Regions from separate parts of the Mus musculus genome. Here region 2 is linked to region 1. The links are chromatin loops, found by intact Hi-C in ENCODE. Cell type or tissue: heart. All regions are shown on one strand. Links, peaks and the distances in the headings refer to the core of each region. The heading gives the core; the rest is flanking DNA.

Region 1 (10,594 bases), core at 1,108-9,107:
AATTATCCTTCTCAAAATCCAACTAGAAACTCCTAAGAGACAAGAGAAACAGGATAGCACCTATTGAGAACTACTGATGAGACTATGAATAGTGTCCAACCCATCTGAGGAGTTATTACAATGGATGGCTGCTGGGATGGCAAAGTCTGTTTTCCTCAGGGTTGTATCCCATACTCCAGCAGATATCCTTCACCCATGCACATAAAGGTAGCACTAGGAGGATCCAGTGAATTTTTGTTTGTGTTTCTGTCTTTGATTTTTAAGAGCACATGAAGTTGTGAGAACGAAGTGTGGAAGAGAGTTGAAGGGGAAGGAATACGGGTATATTTAATCAAAATATATGCATGTATGAAATTCTCACACTTTAGAATATCTTCATTTTAAATTATATATATATATATGTGTGTGTGTGTGTGCATATATATATATACATATACATATATAACAAAACACACACATACATATATGTATGTGTATATAATGGAAATACATTAAATTCACGACACTATTCATGACAATATGTTGAGAAAGCTGGTGCTAAGTTTAATGGTCTTAGAGCTAGACACTGTCATGTCCTTGTTTTGCACATAAACTGTTAGGACTTAACTATGAGTAACTTTTGCAACACAACAGTGGCCTCTGTGGGCTCCTTCTCCTTCTTACCGTCAGTCTTTACAAACAATCTGCTCATGTGGTTTACCAGAAACGGAACTGGCTCAGGGTTTGGAGATTTAGTTTAGCACTTGCCTAGCAAGTGTAAACTCCTAGGTTCTAGGCTTCAAGAAAAACAAAAAAAATGGAACATGCCATCTATAAGAGAATGTTTTCTTCTTTATAGCATAAAATGTGTTTTGAAATGACATGTTCAACTATTTAAAGTGTATACACGTAATAGAGATCCCTAACAGGATATAGAGGAAAACAAAAGCTTTACTCATCTCTCAAAATTGCCCTCACTTCAGCTAATCTCTCTGTGTAGATGCTATCACATTGAACTCAGTTATCACCCATTTTCCTTCATTTCTACAATATACAAATTCATTAGCAAGTTCTCCTGATTCTGCCTACTCGACATCACCCTTACCTACCCACCTTTCTCCATTCTTCCTACCCACTTGAAGCCATCATGTTTCACTTGCCATGGCCTAGCCAAGTTTTGTTTTCCTCCTTCTTTAAGGAGATGTTTGTCTTGGGTTAACTAAGATATAATACTACTCTGGGTCTAATCTTATGACAAATAGGATGCTAATAGTAAAATACATTTGTACTGAGAAAAACTGGATGGGGGAATAGGCTAGGGATGTAGCTCAGTAGAAAAGTACCTGCTTAGCATATGTGAGGCCCCAAATTCAATCCATAGTTTCACAAAAGAATATATAAAAATAGGTAAATTAGTAAGTACCTTGTAGGGAGCCAGAACACTGGGCTGCCCTACAAACCATAATCCTGCTGACTGAACATGTCTCTTGCAGGGAAGCAAGAAGCAGTGGTTAAAGACTTGTTACACTGTAGTAGTTCATTTGGCACACAGGGCTTCTGTAGCTCCATTGACCTTGTCTCCCTGCAGTCCCCTGGTGAAGGGGAGACACACAGACATGACCCCAGGTCTGCCTTACCACCCTCATGAAGGGTCCCATGCAAGAAGACTGTGGGCTCCCCCAGCTTCCTCTGAGTTTCTGTAACTGTACACCTTAGAATACTCTGGGATTACATGTTTCCTTGTGAGTCCAAAAGCTTAATTTACCCTAAAAAAAGATCTTTCTAATGTGAGTTTTACATCCATAATCTAACATTAATGCTTCCCTACCACCCATTTCCATTTCATAGTTAAAGGAAAAAAACACTTTAAAAATAAAATCAGATGCCAACCCATCACTAGATATCTTCTCATTGGAAATGGAAATCCTTCTCCCCACCCGCATTTCTAAAGTTTCACAAGATCTGGCCCTTGTATCTGTGCCCAAAGTTATCTTGAAGAACTTGTTCTCTCACTCACCCTCAACCAACAGTGGCCAGTTTTTATTTTTAGACCACATCCGCAATTTATTCTGTATTCCTTATTCTGCCTTCTCATTTATTCCATCTCCTTATAGCTGAATTATTATGGAGGAGTTGTTGAATTTTTATTTAAAGTATTTTAAAAATTGTGGGTTTTCTTGAGAACTTCATTCACACTGCATCTGACAACTTAATTAATGTGCACTGCAATTGAGAACTTCATTCATGCACACTGCATCTGAGAACTTGATCTATGCCCACTGCATCTGAGAACTTGATCTATGCATACTGCATCTGAGAACTTGATCTATGCACACTGCATCTATATGTCACTCCTTTCTCCAAGCTCCTTCCTTCCCCACACAAATTCATAACCTTTTTTTGACTTAGTGTCACATGTATATACACACATACAGACATTTACATATAATCATATACGTATGCACACTTGTATGTATAACCTACTGAATCTATTCGGCTTTTTGTGAGTGTGTGCATGTGTTCAGGGCTGACCACTAGGGATTGGGAACACTAAGTGGGAATTCCTCTCTGGAGGTAACCAATTCTCTCTCAGTGGGCACTGTCCTCCCAAAGCTCAACCTAATGAAATTAGGTAGAAGAACTTTCCCTCTGCCTTGGTACATAAACTGATGTTGTCATTGTGCTGGTTTTGTTTGAGAAAATCTTATACTGTAGCTAGCACAGGCTATCCTGGAACCTACTTTTATTATAGCATATTTGAGCCTGTTTCTAGTTAGAATATGACTCACTCCTAAGCTATCCATTTAATCCTCCTGGCTGAAGTACATGTATGCCCCTTAGTACACACATTTAATTCTAAGCAATGAAGGTAAAGTTACTTCATAAAGAAAGCAAGCACCCACATTTGAATGTGATGTCTAATTGAGTAGCAGACAAAGTGATGAATCAGAGAAAGATTTGACAGAATAGAATATGCCCAACTCTCAGGAGAAGAGGAAGGAAAAGGAAGCAACTTAAGGGAGAGACGGACAGTACAGGAGGAAGGGAGTACAGAGCAGGAATACAGTAGAGTTCCTGGAGAGCTGTACAGTACAGTTGAGAGGGAGAGTAGAGCAGCACAGAGAGGGAAAAGGAGGCTAATTTTACCAGGATAGTTTTACAGAGACAAATTGAAGAAAGAACAAGCTGGACACAGGTAAAGACAGAATGAGCAAGAGAATGAGAAGGATGGAGAAGGCTAAAAAAGATTGCTAGAGTTAGTTTCAGTCCAAACAGCAATTCTGGAGAAAACAAGAGAAGCCAGACTAGGAGAGGAGTTTGAGCCTGAACAGTTGAGTTGAACCAGCCAGAGCTCAAAAAGAACTAGAAAGGGTAAGCTTATTCAGCAGTAAGTCTCAGAGGCTGAAAACATTCTAGATAAGATTGTACAGAGGCTAGAAACTTCCAGGACTAGGCCTAGGTTAGCAGACTGAGACAGTAAGCATCCCAGATGACAATTATACAGGAGAATAAAATATATGTTACACTGTGTATTCCAGGGTAGCAACCATCTAATAGCAATCCTCCTGCCTCTGCCTTACAAGTTATTCTGATTTCAGTGATGGGTGCTCTGATTTCTACTGTACTGTAGTCACTGATGAACTTTCTACAAAGCACCCATTCCAGTTTTCTGATAAAGCATAGCATTCTTAGACTATATATTTATTCATTAAAAATCTAGCACTCTTGTTGTACTATAAAAATCTGTGACAGTAGGAGTTTACATCTGCCCTACTCATCACTGGAGTTCTTTGCATTTAGCAGTCATGAAATTGAATGGTAGGCAACATAGCAATGATAGAAGTAAGAAAGGATACCTTGTGACTGGGATCGCCTCCCACTGCCTCTTGTAATGTTAGAAGATACAGAGGGCACTAGCTTCTGTATTAGGTTCTCAAACTATAACTGGCAGATTGAGACAGGTAATGAGCTATTATGAGTCTCAGTACTCAGATCCAATGCAAGGATTAATAGTCATGGCCACCTAATTAATTCTGTACTGGAGGTGGAACCTAGAATCCTATCATGTGATCATGCACATCCAATAGACAGAGCACCAATTTTTATGTTCACCCTTAGGACATGAAATTGCCTAGTTTCAGAAAGGCATAGAAATGCACTTGAACCTGAGAGCTTTTGGTCAAGAAGAAAAGCGATCGGCTATAACTAGTTAAAAGGCTGCTCCAGAGAAAAAGATTGAAAAAGAGAGACAAAGCGAGGGTTTTATTTCCAGGAATTAGGAGTTTTACCTTCCTTCACGGCCAACGCTTCCAGTTTCAGTGGAAGATCAGAGGATCCACTTGTAGCCAGTGAACTCTGGATGTCGGGTAAGGCATTGCGGCGGCCTGCCCTTGCTGAGGACGCAAAGCTGGTGATCACAGATTCCACATCAGTCATCTCTGATGAATCTGTCCTCATCACAGAATCTATAGATAGAATGTACACATTAAAAAATGTGCTATTCAGAAGTAAAAAGGGTCACCTCAAAGACCAATGGCTACATCAAAACCGCTACAGGCTTGGAGAGCTGATCTCGGGTGGCACAATAGCAGTGTCTGTGCCTTGGCTCTAAGATGCCCACGTGAGCATTTGCTGAATAGGGCAGGAAGTACTTCTGTGAACCAGATTGCTATAAATAACCCCGGATCCCAAAGCAACACTTGAACGCTTGAGGGTGTAGTAGGCCTGAACATTTTTTGTTCTGCTTTTTCTATGAAAGAATCAGCCAACCCGGGGTTTGGCAACCAATGCGACAGACTGGAGTGGCCACTCCCAGAGTATTTGTTTGTGGTACTTATTTGAGCTGAAACCAAATCACTGTAATTGTGGGGAATAAACAAAGCACGTTTCCTTATTCTTTAGAAATAAACCCTATTTTATGTCTGAGGCTTTCCCCTCCACAGTTGTGACGTCATTTGTGCTGATTCAGATAGGTTTCAGTATGCTCAGGTTTATGCTAGACACAGTTTTGCTTGCCTTTGAGTGGACACAGTTCATTGCTAGTCATAGGAATGACTTACAGTAGTCCTTAGTAGTAATGCTTCTCTGACAACTCTTCAGAAACCATTTGTTGTATAGGAGGTAGCAGTTATTATATATCCTGAAAAAAATCTAAACTCACTGTCTTTCAACTAAGATTTTTTTTTCTAAGTCTTCCTAAAAATTGATATTGAGCTGTAACTCAGAAGTTGTGATGGCAGAAGGAATTTGCTGAATTTGCTGAGTAGGTAGCAAGGTCATGTGCTAGCAAGGCCTTGCTCTGTGTGTGTGTGTGTGTGTGTGTGTGTGTTCAGGGTTGGTTTTTTTTTTTTTTTTTTTTTTTTACTTTTTACTGGTTCTTTATGAATTTCACATCATGTACCCCAATCCCACTCATCTGTCCCTCCCTTTATACTCACCCTCCAACCTTGCACCCTTCCCCGCCAACAGAGGAAAAAGACATCTTGTAGAAGCTCTACTGTGTCGCAGTGTGTCCCACAGTATACCCTTTTGTCCATACTACTTTGCTTGCAAATGTTCACTGAAACTACCTCTCATAGGTGGTGAGGGACATCTCTCCCTCATCCATGCACCACAAGAAGACAAGAGGCAGGACCAGCTCTCCTGTCTTCACCCCCTTGGGCCTGATCACCTATAATCCCCATGTCTGGCACCAGCTCTTCTGTGATGCCCTGATGAGGTGCAGAGCCCGCTCTCCCAAGTGCTGCAGCAGGTGAGGAGCAGGGCCCACTCTGCTCTTCTTTTCTCATGACTCCACGGCCAGCTCTCCCACCAGTCACTAGTCATAAGGGACAAAGACTTAGGGTTGGGGAGAGTATCTCTTTCTAGCCCATGTTGCCTCAAGGCAGAAAAGTTATTGGTCCAGCTCTCCTTGACTCACACCGTTGGTGCCAGCTCTCCTACATTCATACCCTTGGGGCCAGCTCGCTGGCACCCCCATCACTAGGGTCAACTCTACTGTGCAGCTCAGGTGAGGAACAAGGCCCACTCTCCCTAGTGTAGTTGTGAGGAACAGGAACATCTCTCATACTCCCATGCCTTCAGGGCTAGCTCTCCCATGGATGTCCAGGAAAAGGATGGGGCCAGTTCTGCACAGCCCTCAGATATGTGCCTGGGTTCAATCCCAGACCAGGAAAGTTCACCTGGCCTTTGGTGGCAACAGAGCCCCCCGCACCCCCGAAAAAAGCAGGGCTTTTTTCCTCGGAGGGAAAGCACAGGTTTAAATTTTCTGACAAATTACCTCAGAACGCAAAATGTGCCCAGTGTCCACCAAAGAATGGGTTTGATCCTCTTTGGTGTTTATGACATAGCAAACTCTGGCCTGAGGAAACCAAGCCAGCCTTCTCATAGTAGTTGAAGGAAAGCTTTTCATAGACAATTGATTTCCACTATGAAAATGATAATAAAAAAATGAGAGTATGCACACATGCTGATCTGGAATTAGGAACACAGCTCTTGCTCACGGCATGTAATAATTCCTGTGGTGCCCCACATGTTCTCAGGAGCTTCGTGGTCATCTGAAAGTGCCCTAAAAGAGGCCTTCTCTTACTGTGCTAGCTAGTCTCCTTTTGTGAGCATCATACGAGGTTTGCAGACACAATCTGGAATTAGACTTTCAGCTGTTTGGTACTTGCTAAGTGTCTGGGCATTGATGGCTCAGAGAAGTATAATGAACACTGGACTATTAATTAGTTCAAAAGAATCCACCTGATTACAGAGTTACAAGGTGACAGTGGACAACTCATTTAAATTTATAAGTCACAGTTTCACTTCTACAAATCAGCTATGGCAATCACCCTGTCTGATTCATAGCATTATCTAGACAGATAGTGGGTAAACTTCTCTCTGTTCCTGTGATAAGTTCACTGACAAGTGATATTTGCATCATTTGTCACCTTTCCCTATAGTTGACCTGACCTTCCTCCTATGTTGCCTCATTATTCTCAGAAGAAGGACCTTCTTGCTAGAGTTCTCTTGAAATTCCTAACAGAGACACCAGCATTTCTTCAATAATATCTACAGCTATTTTGTGTCTATCACCTCATTAAACTTTGCTATAATTCTATAAGGCAATGAGATATGATCTAGATTTTATGGATGTAGCCATCAAGAATGAGAGATTCCATGACTGATTTAAAGCTGCATAACCACTAATCTAACATTGTATAGAATCACAGTCCTGTTAACACCAAAATCAAAACGGCATGGATTATTAAGAATTATAAAATCCTGTTGATATATGTAGCTAGCTGCATATATGCCTCCTTTAGTTACTGTTCTTCATTGATTTTTAACAGGGAATTTTCCCTGTTTAAAATTCTCCCTCTGTCTTGCATTGTGTGTGTGTGTGTGTGTCTGTGTGTGTGTGTCTGTGTGTGTGTGTGTGTGTGTGTGTGTGTGTGTGTATAAGAGAGATAGTATGAGACAGACACAGATATTATCTTAAATATTTGGTAGTTTGTAAGAACCCTTACCCATGAGGAATTGGTTTCAGTTGAGGTTTCTTATCTATAGCTTGTGAAGGAGTGGGTGATACCATCTTGAAAGCAGAATTGATCCTCAGGCCCCAACTCTATCCCCAGTCAGTTAACATTGCCTCAGACATGATGGCCATGGCCAAATGCTTATCTACACAAATCTCAACTTGAATATTAAAAGAGAGTTTCTAAAAGATGGATACAGCCATCAATGTGGAAGCAGAATTCTCAGCCCTTTTAAAGGTTTGGGTTTTGCTATGTATTGTAATGCTAAATACAAGCCTCCAAGGCCTGGTTGCCCCAGTAACAAGAGAATCCACATGTAGATCCCAGTGATGCTCTGTAACCTTGACCCCCAGGTTATGACTGATTGGTGAATAAAGATACCTACAGCCTATAGCTGGGAAGGAAAAAGATGGGCAGGGTTTTTGGTCCCTAGGTTTAGGGTTGAAGGAGACCTCAGGGAAGTGTATTTGGGGATGAGGAGGAAAGATGGAGAGAAAAGATGTCATGGGGTAGGTGAGTTATGAAAACATGTCCATGAAGGCTGGCCAATTGAAGTTAGGAGTCCCAGATGGAACATGGCAATGCTCTTGATGGAGCAACAAATTCTAATAGTTTAGAGGGTAGATATCCGTCCAACTCTGGTGCTATAAAGGCTTTTTATAAATATAAATGTTGTTTGCCATTCATATGGGAACTGAACGATCAAATGTGCGGTAGAAGCTTCCGTTTGACGTTAAATCATTACTACAGTGGGCCCTGAGTTAATGTCTTTGCTGTGTGGGAAGTTGCTCCCGCTACCTTTACAATTATTATACTGTGCTGCAATTTCCTCAACAAAAACATTACAAAACTATCTAAAAGTGTGTCAGCTACATTCAGTAACGAGGATCTTACTGAGTAATTAATCCGAGCTGGAAGTCTGAGGAGAGAGCCAGTAATCTGGCCGCCTTCCTCTTGGGGCTTTGTTCTGCTGTTTCTCAGTTTTTTTTTTTTTTGAATGTATAAAAGACAATTTTATTTTCTGTGACCTGGATGGAACCCTTCAATTTCACCATTGTCTTTGGGGACGACTATAGAAAAGTGTGGTTGCAACCCAATCACAAAAGAACTCAAATGAAATGTACTCACTTTTAAGTGGATATTAGCTCAGAAACTTAGTATAGCGAGATATAAGGTACAATATGCAAAACACATGAAACTGAAGAACGAAGACCAAAGTGTGGACACTTTGCTCATTCTTAGAATTGGAAACAATCACCCATGGAAGGAGTTACAGAGACAAAGTTTGGAGCTGAGACAAAAGGATGGACCATCTAGAGACTGCCATATCCAGAGATCCATCCCATAATTAGCCTCCAAACGATGACACCATTGCATACACTAGCAAGCCTTTGTTGCAAGGACCCTGATATAGCTGTCTCTTGTGAGACTATGCTGGGGCCTAGCAAACACAGAAGTGGATGCTCATTTTCAACAATTGGTGCTGGCACAACTGGTTGTTATCATGTAGAAGAATGCGAATTGTTTCTCAGTTTTTTGCATCCAGCTCATCTCAGATCCTGGGGCTCATGCTGACCAAGATACCCACTACTGACAGACCAGAGAGCTCGTCATCTCAGCCCTCAGAATGGTGGGAAGATGGGGGGTTCTTTGGTGAAAAGCTCTCTGTCTTTCTGATCCAACATTTGTTGGCTTACAGAGAGGTTGCAGGGCCCTTGGTTCTGCTTTAGCATTGGGCTTTGCATTCTCTGGCAACAGGCTCCCTGCAGCATTGGACATAATTGAGAAGTCCATCGTGAAAATGTGAATAAACTGTGTGCATCATCCTATTAATTTTATACTGCTAGGTTAAGGAGAAAGTGTCAGCTCTACCGACAGAAGCATGTCCATAATCTGTTTCTGAAGTGTAAAAGTGATATTTGTATTGTAGAAACAAAAAGAAAATAAATAATGAGTCACTTCGATTTTATGCAAAGGAAAAAAAGGCCTATTTGGGATCTGCAGACAGAACATGGACCATATCAACCAGCTTTCAGTTCCTTTGATACATTTTAATGTTTAAAAACTGAACATATATTTCTTTAATAATATAGAAAGATTGAAGCTAGACAAACTGAGTCAGCAGACAGTTCTAGCACAGAAAGGTCCTAGTAGCATTACTATTTTGAGCATATAAAGAGCAAATCACGAAGCGAATGTTTCTCCCTTCCCTAAATAGCCATTTTATTTCTCTTTTTCTGGGCAGTAGTGCCTTTTTATATTTTGTAAGGAGTGGTAAACATAGAAAGACAACTGCTCTCTTTTAATGCTTTGTGAGATTTTTAAAAACGTAGTTCATAGGAAGATGAGGAAGTAATACAACCCAGGGAAACCAGACTGAGATAAGCTTCAAGGCATTTTAAATTTTGCAAGCTTAAAAAATTAATTACATGACTGTTTGCTAACCAAGGTAGCTGACTCACCAGCAAAGCCACCTCGTCATCATTTTCAGAATTAACAGAGGATTCTATCTGAGTTCTGCTTTATCAACTGTGCTGCTTATAAGAGCTGGAACCATTTGAACTTTAGAAGATTCTACTGAAGCCACGCATTCCCAATGAGGTAATGCCATTTGTATTGCCCTGAACATACTTGATCTTACTTGAAAATATAGCTTTTAACAAAAGGCCATAATACAGTCATATATGCATGCGCTCCAGCTGCTTTGCAGTCTCCAAAATATGGAGGGTAAAGTATAAGCACAAATGAAGTAAGATGTTCAAGCTAAACAGAGTACTAGATTTATACATACATATATACATACATACATAATGTATGCACATATACACATAACAGTGTATAATACATACATAGTACAAAAATCCCAGTAGACTTAGGAGAATGCTAGAAAATGGTGTGTTTCTTTGTTGAAAGTGTAGCTACAAACAGATCTTACAGCTTCTCTACCTATATACTATACAATGCATGCTGTTTCCCACACCAGCCTTTCTGTAGATGTCTTTACTTGAAGCTAAGAATATAAACAGCTGGATAGTTTCCTTCTTTTCTCATCTCTTGATCCCTCTCTGTCACTTCCCACAGTGAAACCACTA
Region 2 (10,594 bases), core at 1,516-9,515, 97 kb after region 1:
CACCTCCATTAAGAGAGGATTAATTAGTATCTGCATGACACTTGAACTAAGGAGGCTCCTTTTATTCTACACGCTATCATTTTTTTTTGACATTCAGGAAGGATTTTTGTTTGTTTGTTTGTTTGTTTTTTACTTAGCCAAAACGTTTGCAGTAGAGGAATGGAACATGACCAAATTTACTGTCAAGCCACACAAAATTGGGTGAAAACTGTTGTAACAGTTTTTCAGAGTAGTTTGCTGTACTTGAGCATTAACTTTGAAGGAAAGCTTCCTCTGTGAGTCTCTATCATCTCTCTGCCTATGCACCTATCATCCATCCATCTATCCATCTATCCATCTATCTATCTATCTATCTATCTATCCATCCATCTAGCTATCTATCTATCTATCTATCTATCCATCCATCTATCTATCTATCTATCTATCTATCTATCTATCCATCTATCTATCTATGTCATTCTCACACACACACAATGCTCTAGAACTTTCTACATTTTTACATATAAAACTGATAGCATCGTGTTCTTTTAAAGGGAGACGACATAATTTTAATATATAATCAAGAGATACCATGGTTTAATATCTGCAAAAAAAGAAATTAATATATGAGCTCCCAAAGACTTACTCGTGAATATCCTTAGCTTTGGGGTTCACAGCAGCACATATTGACAACAATGCAGAGTGAGGAAGAAGGCTTGGTGGCATTTGTCACCAAGCCTGACGTTGGGACTTTGGTCCTTGGACCCAAATGGTAGAAGAAATGTATGTACTCCCCCAAGTTGTTCTCTATCCTTCCTATGCATGCTATGACACACTATATTACATGCATGCCTGCTACTATAAATAGGGCAAAGAACCTGAAAGAACCTGAGTAGGTCTTAGGCCCTAAAAGAGATCCTACTAGAACTCTACTGAAAGGGCATAGTATTAAACCAACACCTAAAAGCTTATACCTGTAGATCAGTGCATCCTTTAACCTCCATCAGAGAAGCTTCTTTGTGCAGTACAGATGACTAACCCCCACAAGTCATCCACGGGCAGAGGAAAAGACTCTGAGCTCATAGCACTTAATGGGACATATGCATCATACCCTCTCCTCTCAAGGCTCAGAGATAATCACTAAGAGGATTGGAAAGATTGTAAGAGGTAGAAGCAGTGATGACTCTATTGAAGCAGTGATTTCTGGATAAAACGGGAGAGAGTTGCATTATAAACTCATAGTGGCTGAGACTTTGCACACAAGGTCTTTACAAGATCAAACCTGACACAACCCCAGCACATGGGATGAACTCATGAAGTCTGTGTCACTATTGACAACTGATGACAGGAGACAGGGAGCCCATTTTCTTAAGAGATATGAGCCCTAAAGACTACCCATGCTCCAGTGCCTGGCCTCATAGCTATGCATATGCAGGCAGCACTAAGTCCACTCAGTGGGTTTGGAAAAAACAAACAAACAAACAAACAAACAAACAATGCTTGAAATTTGAAGCTAATAGTGGGTGGAAGGGAAGATATTGGAGGTGATGTAACAAGGACCTGGACTCAATCAAACCACAATAAATGAATTCATAACATTCTCAAATATTATATGAGTATATAATTCAAAGTAAAGAGTTCAAATGCACATCAACTGAAAAATGGACAGAATATGATACGGCAGCACCAACAGAAATTATTCAGCAGTTATAAAGGAACAAAATACAGATGCACACTACAATACAGATGTACCACAAAAGCATGATGTGAATGAATCCAGAAACCAAATAACATATAGTATACTATTTGTCTGCAATGTTTAGACAAAGTAAGCCTGTCTAAAGTAAAAGCAGATACACAATGCCCTGGAGTTCCGATGGGACTAGAAGGCTACAAGTAGGCATGCTGGGTCTTACAAATTGCTGAAGATTAAAACTGGATCATAACAACTATTATACATCCTGGTAAAAATTCTAAAAAAAAAATCATTAATAGGAGGTGGCTTTCTGAAGATCATCTGCTTTTGAAGAGGGTAGATTTTACTATGTATAAATTTATAATCTATATCTCAACAAATTTACCTTTAAATCTGTAATGCAAACTGGATGGGAAGTTAAATAATTCTAAGACTGTTAGAAAAATAATCTGATCTATCATTAATTTAAATATACACTTAAGCTGACTAAAGAGGAGGGAAAAATTCTTTAACAAGAGGGGAATTTGGCACTTCTTAAAATATTCTAGATTGAGTAAGCTCCTGCCTGTAATACTTTGCTGAAGAAAGTCATAGACACAATATTAGTAAATTACTAAAGCTATTCTCTGGGTCTTTTCTTTCTTTATTTCTCAGATATAGATAGATAGATAGATAGATAGATAGATAGATAGATAGATAGATAGATTTAGATTTTTAAAATTGAATCAGTTGAACTTGCCAAGCACTTTTTTTTTCTTTTTAGAAAATAAGCTCCCTAGAGACAGAGTCAGTTGACTGGCTCTGTCTAGTGTCTGGGAGTCACAGGGTACAGCGTTTTGGAGGTGCAATCTTTGGCATCAGAGAGTTGAGGTCACCACATTTTAATTTTCATTTTAATAAGCCAAACTCTGAGCCTCTGAATATTAAATATATTAAATTCAAGGAAAATTTTTAACGTGTCATTAAGGGGGAAAAAGACATCGTGTGAAGTGGATAGATGGATGTTTAAAGGTTACTGTACAAAGAGCAAAACAACCCGTAAGAGTCAGTCTAACCCATTACTTTTTCCGGTATCCAATCACAGGTAAGAGTGCCTCGTTCTGGTTTGTCTTTCGCAGCTGAACATGCCTCTAAGTGGTCATCAGTGTCCAGTATCCACCTGCTGGTCTGCTAGGGTCCAGCTGCTAACCCTGTTGTTTGCTTTAATGGCTTCCCTTGGGCTCAGCACCTGCTCTTCAGGGAGCTTCCCTGAGTCAGGAGTGCTTTCTGATATTATCTTTGAGAAGATGGAATGCCACTGTCATCTCAGCTTGACTAAAGAAGGGAATTGAGTTGTGGGGTCTGAGATGTCCATGAGACCTGGTCACCCTTTACAGAAACCCTCCAAACCTTCAGGAACCCACAAAAGGCTGCAGTAACTGTAGCCAAGAGCAACCTGGACTGGGATGCCTTCTGCCTTTCAGTCTGTGGGACCATCTGGCACTTGAGTCCCTCTTCCTTTATCAGCGAGGGTCCTCGCAGCAAGCAGAGTCTGATATGGCTGCGGGGCACCCCTGAGGTCGCTGGTTTCCTAGCAGGCATACTTTATCAAGGAATGGGGGGAAACCGGTAAGGTGAAGTCTCTTGGCTAAAGCCACAGTTCTGGACGCTTGAAGCGGGTTGGAACTCAGACCTCTACTGATAGAAAAACGAGGCCGGAAGAAAATGATGTGGCGTTGATGGCGTGAGCAGAGAAAGGCTCAGCAACTTATAATCAGAGGTCCCCTGAGTCCACTCTCAGTGGCCAGCGAGCATAAGCCAATGAGCAAACCTCCCAGGAGCACCAGCTTTCACTCCGACAGTCCCCCAGCTCCAGGTGGAAGGATGGGATCTGCTCTGAAATCCCCCTGGGCATGTGCAGACCAGGCATAAAATAGCAAAGTTGAGCTTACATTTTCCCCTCACTCGGTCTCCCCAACTCCCCGAGCCCTTTCCCTCCATCCCCTCTCTAGTGACACCTGCTCGCCGGTACTTACCAGCTGCGCGCAAGAGATGCGGGCGGCGCCGGGCCAGGTCCCTCACGGTGGCGCCTGCTGCCGGCCTCTCTGCGGCACGGAGCTGCGACGCGGCTGGAGCTTGCAGCCGCCTCTGCTCTGGGATGCGGCTGGGCTGAGCTGGTGGCAGCAATGTGTGGGGCGGAGGGAGCCGCTCGGTCCCGCCCCCGCGAGCTGAGCTAGGCTCCACAGGACCTGCCCAGTTAAGCAGAACCTGCCACCGCTGAGCCCCAGGGGACAAACGCAACAGTAGTTCCTGCTCCAGGTGTCCTAAGGGGACAGCCTCTGTGCATGTTCACCGAAGACAGAGTCAGTTCCCTTGAAATTACACACCTCCGCTGCTGTCTGTCTGTCTGTCTGGATGCTGCTATCCTTCCCTCTTATTTACAGGACTTAGGCTCCTGGTATCAGGAGGTTGCACTTTATCTAACAAGGGATGTTTGGAGAAACTAGCTCTGTTGCACCTGGAATCTGGGTGTTCGCGTTTATTTACAGATTCTTTTAGCACATTGGAGTCTCACGCCATAAAGAACACTTCTCTTCTCTTCTCTTCTCTTCTCTTCTCTTCTCTTCTCTTCTCTTTCTTTCTTTTTTTATTTTTGTGCAATAAAAAGCAGACATCAATGTGTATCAGGCGTCACTTTTAGACTCTCACTAAAGAAAACAAAGTTCTTACTGTTAAGCTGTCCTTATGTCCTTTAAAAGATGTAGGAAATGGAAGAAGTTGCTGCTAACAAAAAAGACTCTGATTCTGGAGGAGGTGACTTTTGCTGGAAGTCCCAGTGGCCTCTGAGAGTCACCAGAATTCCAAGTCTTTATTATGGGCTGCTCAATTATCCTGCATCTGGCTTCCAGGAAGTCCAGGTCTGGGATACCCAGATACTTCCCATTGACCAGCCCCATTTGGCCTGCTTATAGAAAGACTGACATATTAAAATATAATCAGGGAAAAGTCCCCATTGGAAGTGTCTACAAAGTGTATGATGGTTAGACTCCTTGAATTATTGACTATTTGTAACTGCGCCGTGTGGTAATAACTCTCTACTTGCAGATAATAGACTCAACTCCAACAAAGTGAGGTCAGTTGCATAAGGTGAAACGGGGAAATCCAAACCCTGGCCTGTGAGATGCCCCAGCGGGTTAAGGTGCTCACTGCCAAACCTGATGAGTTGGGTTTGATTTCCCATACCTGGATAGTGGAAGGAGAAAACTGGCTCCCATAAACTGAGCTCTGATTACACACACGCCTCACACACATGCATGCATTCACCAGTACACATGTATAAATGTGATTTAAAATTTTAAGAGAGGGCTAAGGAGATGATTCCATGGTAAAGAGTTCTTGTTGCTCTCACAGAGAACCAGCACTGTGTTCCCAGCTCCCATATTGCACCTGGCAACTGGATGAAGCTCCAGTTCTAAAGGTTTTGTCACCCCCTTCTGGTCTCCACAGGTACTGCTTGCATGTGATAACATAAGTATACTTGCAGGAAAAACACACGTAAACACAAACTAAAAGCTAATCTCATTTTTAACCAAGCTGATTTTAAAACTCAGGTCTTTTTACCTTCAGAACTGATGACAGATTTAAATTGCAGCCTGGTAATATGATGAGTTCTCTAAATGTTGGAATATGTGCATCTTTTCCCGAGAACATTTATGTAGTCACAATGTATCCACAAAAGAGACCACCAAACATTACTTCTGTCTTTAGCATAGCTTGAAAACCTACTATTTGGCACATTTCCAAGTCCAATACTAGTCCATAGTGTAATACTTGTGTTATCTAGTTATTCTAAAGCTAGTTCCCATTAGGGATTTATAATGGGGTATGGGGTAACATACCTGACATGTGAGCTATTCTATAACAATGGCCAATGTTTTGTGAATGTGCAACTGTAGTTTTGTTTATTCACAGTTTGTTTGTTTGTTTGTTTTTAAAAAACCTGCCTTTGGGGACAATTTTTATTTTTAAAATTAGTCCTCAGTGATGTGCCTATAAAGTCCTACATACTTAAAATTCATCTGAACCATTAGAAGGAGTCACAATCGTGTGCCCTCAAGAGCTAAAACATATGCTTAGAGAGATGTTTATAAAATTCTGTACTGCTTTATTTATTTATTTATTTATTTACTTACATATTTTTTATTTATTTATTTACTTACATAAGAAACAGGGTGCCACAACAAATGTGTAGCAGTCAGAGGACCATTTTGGGGGGACTTGGTTCTTTTCTTCTATTATGCTGGTCGGGTTTTGTGGTTGCAAATGTCTTTACCAAATGCGTAGTTTTAAAATGAACAAATTGATTTCCTTATGCTTGTTTTTATGTATAGTGACTTAAAAAAAAAACCTATTTGTGGAATGATCTTGGATACTTAGAGAAGATTGAAGATTTTTTTTGTATGTGTCCTCTCATGTCTAAATAAAGCCAATGCCACCATGTGGCCAGCTGGAAGTTCTGCAGCAACTGCCACTGGACAGAACTCACTGTATATCCAATGAAAAATTTCAAGTCCAAGAGTTGAAGGCAACAGTAGCTTCCCACAGTTGCATTAAATTGTGTCAGACAGTGACTTTAAATACAGAAAGCTCAAATCAGCTTCAACGGTTTTTTTGTTTTGTTTGTTTGTTTTTTTTGTTTTTTTTTGTTGTTGTTGGTTTTGTTTTGTTTTGTTTTGTGGTTTTTTTTGATTTTTTTGTTTGTTTGTTTGTTTTTCGAGACAGGGTTTCTCTGTATAGCTCTGGCTGTCCTGGAACTCACTTTGTAGACCAGGCTGACCTTGAACTCAGAAATCTGCCTGCCTCTGCCTCCCGAGTGCTGGGATTAAAGGGGTGCGCCACCACGCCCGGCTCAGCTTCAACGTTTTATCAAGCAATATGATGGCAAGATGGTGAGAAGACAAGTGAGAAGCTTAAATGTTAGCTCTTGGAGTAGATGAAGGAGACAGACATGAAGTAAACGCAAGACAAGATAAAGAAGACGAAAGCTGAGGAAGAAGAGAAAATAAAGCAATTCAGTCTCAATCAAATTACACAGACAAGAGGACTAACAGTGAGAAGGTAGGATGCCAATTATAGACGTTTCCACAGAGTAATGGTGGCATAATTTATGGAGAAGCTGTGGGTAAGACTGGCTGGCCATGGCAATGGCCAAACAATTGGGGAGTAAGGTATCCACATAGACACCAAAGCCACCAACATTGATGCCTGTGGGTATATTATTAGATCATGGTGCAGGGGACATTCATGAATGTAGTGGAAAGGTCTGGAGTTGAAGGAAGACTGCCGAGTCGAGGAAGAAGTTCACATGTGCACACCCAGAGAGGGAGAATCTAAGTGGGTGAAAGGTGAGAGGTGGCTAACAGTTCAATACTAGACAGCAGCAGGACATGATGCTGTTCCCATGCCCTCTAGGAGGGTGAAAGAAGAAGAAGAAGAATCCACTGAGCTGAAAGAAGAAGCTGAAATCCAGAACAAGGAGGAAGTTGTAGTCAAGGATTCTACAGATGGTAACAGTGTTCTTCAATGCTAAATAAAGATCCTCCAAGGTTAGAACGGTTCTATGGAGAAAACCCTTCAAGGCCCTGTAACTTGTACTCTAGAACATAGCTTTGCCTCTGAGAAAACCCTACCTTCTCTCCCTGCCTTGAAACCTTTAACATCATTTAAACAAAAAGAAGCACTTTCCTCTTGCCACTGGCCAATAATGAGTATGTGATCAAAACTGTGGGGCAGTGGAGACATGGACAGAGATGTGAAGCAAGAAGCAGTAAGGAGCCTCTGCCCAATTGAAGCAGGAGATTGCACTTTGATGGGACACGAGTCTTAGGGAGAAGTGCTGTGCTAGGTCTTAAGTGCATTCTGGGTTCTGATTGGTTGGGGCAGTGCTGGCTGAGATCTGAGTGGGACTTGGGGACAGCCACTAGCAACCTACTCTGCTGTTCTTTCTGAGGGTATTTTAATTTCCTGAGGTTGCATAACAAATTGGTACAACCTGGGTGATTCAAACGTATTTGTAATCTCTCAGAGTTAAGGGATCAAAGTCTGAAATCAAGGTATGGATAGGCTCTGTCTGTGTCTCTGTCTCTCTGTGTCTGTCTCTCGGTTTGTCTCTATTTCTGTCTCTTTCTCTCTCTTTCTCTTTCCCCCTCCCTTCCTCCCTCCTTTCCTCCCTCCCTCCTCCCCCCACCTCTAAAGGTCCCATGGGAGAAGGCCAGTGTTACCCCTTCTGGCTTTCAGTCATAAGTCATCCTTGATGCAGATGAGCTTGTGCTCTGTGTTATTTTCTCCCTGCCTCTCTCATCATGTTTCCCCATTGTGTTTCCACTCTCCATGTTCTGCTCTTACGTAAGGACACTTGTGGCACATCCAGTTATGTTCAGATGGCTTCATCTGGACACACATTCTATATTAAATCAGAGGCTCTCAACCTTCCTAAGACTGCAACCCTCATGCTGTGGTGAATACCAACCAAAAAAAAATATTTTAATTACTACTTCATAACTGTAATTTTGCTACTGTTATAAATCATAATATAAACATCTGTGTTTTCTGGTGGTCTTAGGTGACCTCTGTGAAAGTGTTTGAGAAATATCTTCAAAGATCTTTTAAAAGGTGATCACATTCACAAGCATCAGGGACTAGGATTTGAAGATATGTTTTTAAGACAGCACCATTAGTCCACTATACCCCAATCTGACAGGGCCACAGAATTGGGCAGGCTGGATGATATTACCAGGTGAAAGATTTTTTAAGTGTATTTGGCAAAACTGAGCTATCATAGTAATATGAGGCTTATTAACATTTCTGAAGTATTTGGAACATTAAATGTAAGATAAATAAAACTTTGAAGGTAAAAACCTCCCAGAGCGAAATGCAAATCAAAACAACCCTGAGATTCCACCTCACATCAGTCAGAATGGCTAAGATCAAAAATTCAGGTGACAGCAGATGCTGGCGAGGATGTGGAGAAAGAGGAACACTCCTCCATTGTTGGTGGGATTGCAGGCTTGTACAACCACTCTGGAAATCAGTCTGGCGGTTCCTCAGAAAATTGGACATACTACTACCGGAGGATCCAGCAATACCTCTCCTGGGCATATATCCAGAAGATGCCCCAACTGGTAAGAAGGACACATGCTCCACTATGTTCATAGCAGCCTTATTTATAATAGCCAGAAGCTGGAAAGAACCCAGATGCCCCTCAACAGAGGAATGGATACAGAAAATGTGGTACATCTACACAATGGAGTACTACTCAGCTATTAAAAAGAATGAATTTATGAAATTCCTAGCCAAATGGATGGACCTGGAGGGCATCATCCTGAGTGAGGTAACACATTCACAAAGGAACTCACACAATATGTACTCACTGATAAGTGGATATTAGCCCAAAACCTAGGATACCCAAGATATAAGATACAATTTCCTAAACACATGAAACTCAAGAAAAATGAAGACTGAAGTGTGGACACTATGCCCCTCCTTAGAAGTGGGAACAAAACACCCTTGGAAGGAGTTACAGAGACAAAGTTTGGAGCTGAGATGAAAGGATGGACCATGTAGAGACTGCCATATCCAGGGATCCACCCCATAATCAGCATCCAAACGCTGACACCATTGCATACACTAGCAAGATTTTATCGAAAGGACCCAGATGTAGCTGTCTCTTGTGAGACTATGCCAGGGCCTAGCAAACACAGAAGTGGATGCTCACAGTCAGCTAATGGATGGATCACAGGGCTCCCAATGGAGGAGCTAGAGAAAGTACCCAAGGAGCTAAAGGGATCTGCAACCCTATAGGTGGAACAACATTATGAACTAACCAATACCCCGGAGCTCTTGACTCTAGCTGCATATGTATCAAAAGATGGCCTAGTCGGCCATCACTGGAAAGAGAGGCCCATTGGACACGCAGACTTTATATGCCCCAGTACAGGGGAACGCCAGGGCCAAAAAGGGGGAGTGGGTGGGTAGGGGAGTGGGGGTGGGTGGCTATGGGGGACTTTTGGTATAGCATTGGAAATGTAAATGAGCTAAATACCTAATAAAAAATGGAAAAAAAAAAAACTCCCAGAGCAATGTTAGGTCTTTGGAGTAGTGACTTGTCATTAGCAGATGCACCAAGACAAGGATCCATGTAGTTCAGAGTTTCCATATCACCATGTCAGAACATGGACATGTGCTGTTCAGTGCAGGGGAAATGCAGTCTAGGACAGGGGTTCCCAGGGGTCCCAGTCCATGTTCATCCAGGTGAGAAACAGTAGAGGCTGGAACAGAGCTGTGGTCTCAAATTTCTTGGCACCCAGACTCAGCTGGGAACTGCAAGGAGCTGAGAATGAGGGGGTCAGAGAGGTCCCATCCTCCTCCCCTGTACCCAGATATCACTGGGGACTGAGAGGAGTTAGCCCAGATGGACTGCCATGAGCCCAGGGTTGGGGTGGGGTGAACTACGACTTAGTTCAAAGTGAGTGCTAGGAGTATATAGGAGCTTCTAAGGGGGACTTAGAAAGGGCTCTGTATGACAATAGCACCGTCCCTCCACACCCGCCTGGGGTCCTTGATGAAGGAGACTATTTTTGTTTGTCCAAACTACTTTATTCATGGCAGATGAAGATGCATACATCTTCCTCAGGGTGAACCAGAGATTAAATACCTTTTGCAGGAAGGGATGCCCAGGAAGAGAAGCTCATTGGCTGAACACTTGGGGCCTATCTAGATACTTCATTAGCATAGAGAACTCTTAAGTTCCATACTACATGGCTGGTTGTCATGGTCTTCTTAGTGGCATGTTGTGGTCATGCACTTCAGGATAGGACTCTGGTTCGGATGGACTCTGAACTCCTGCCTTTCTCACTTATGAGTTTTATCTGGTTTCTGAAC

Evidence for each region. Peaks named below come from ENCODE experiments on the same cell type or tissue, not always from the same donor. Only the 100,000 strongest peaks of a DNase experiment are listed, where the experiment ranks them.
Region 2: a loop joins it to region 1, with 2.2 times the contacts of the local background. A loop is called at or near these places in 4 of 42 quality-filtered maps.

The regions. Positions count from the first base shown.
Region 1 is chr10:57,721,941-57,732,534 of GRCm38, reverse strand. Pkib (protein kinase inhibitor beta, cAMP dependent, testis specific) reads right to left here. Exons shown (of 5, transcript NM_001039051.2): 4 at 4,269-4,445. The coding sequence starts at 4,437. Among named protein-coding and RNA genes, the nearest start is that of Fabp7, 58 kb to the left of the region's middle. In heart, for the core only: a CTCF peak has its summit at 4,685; a DNase peak (open chromatin) is centred at 4,614.
Region 2 is chr10:57,625,304-57,635,897 of GRCm38, reverse strand. It overlaps Pkib (protein kinase inhibitor beta, cAMP dependent, testis specific), which reads right to left and starts at 3,917. Exons shown (of 5, transcript NM_001039051.2): 1 at 3,691-3,917. In heart, for the core only: CTCF peaks have their summits at 3,775 and 5,157 (motif pointing left); no DNase peak of the experiment used is centred there; H3K4me3 peaks cover 1,286 bases; H3K27me3 peaks cover 340 bases.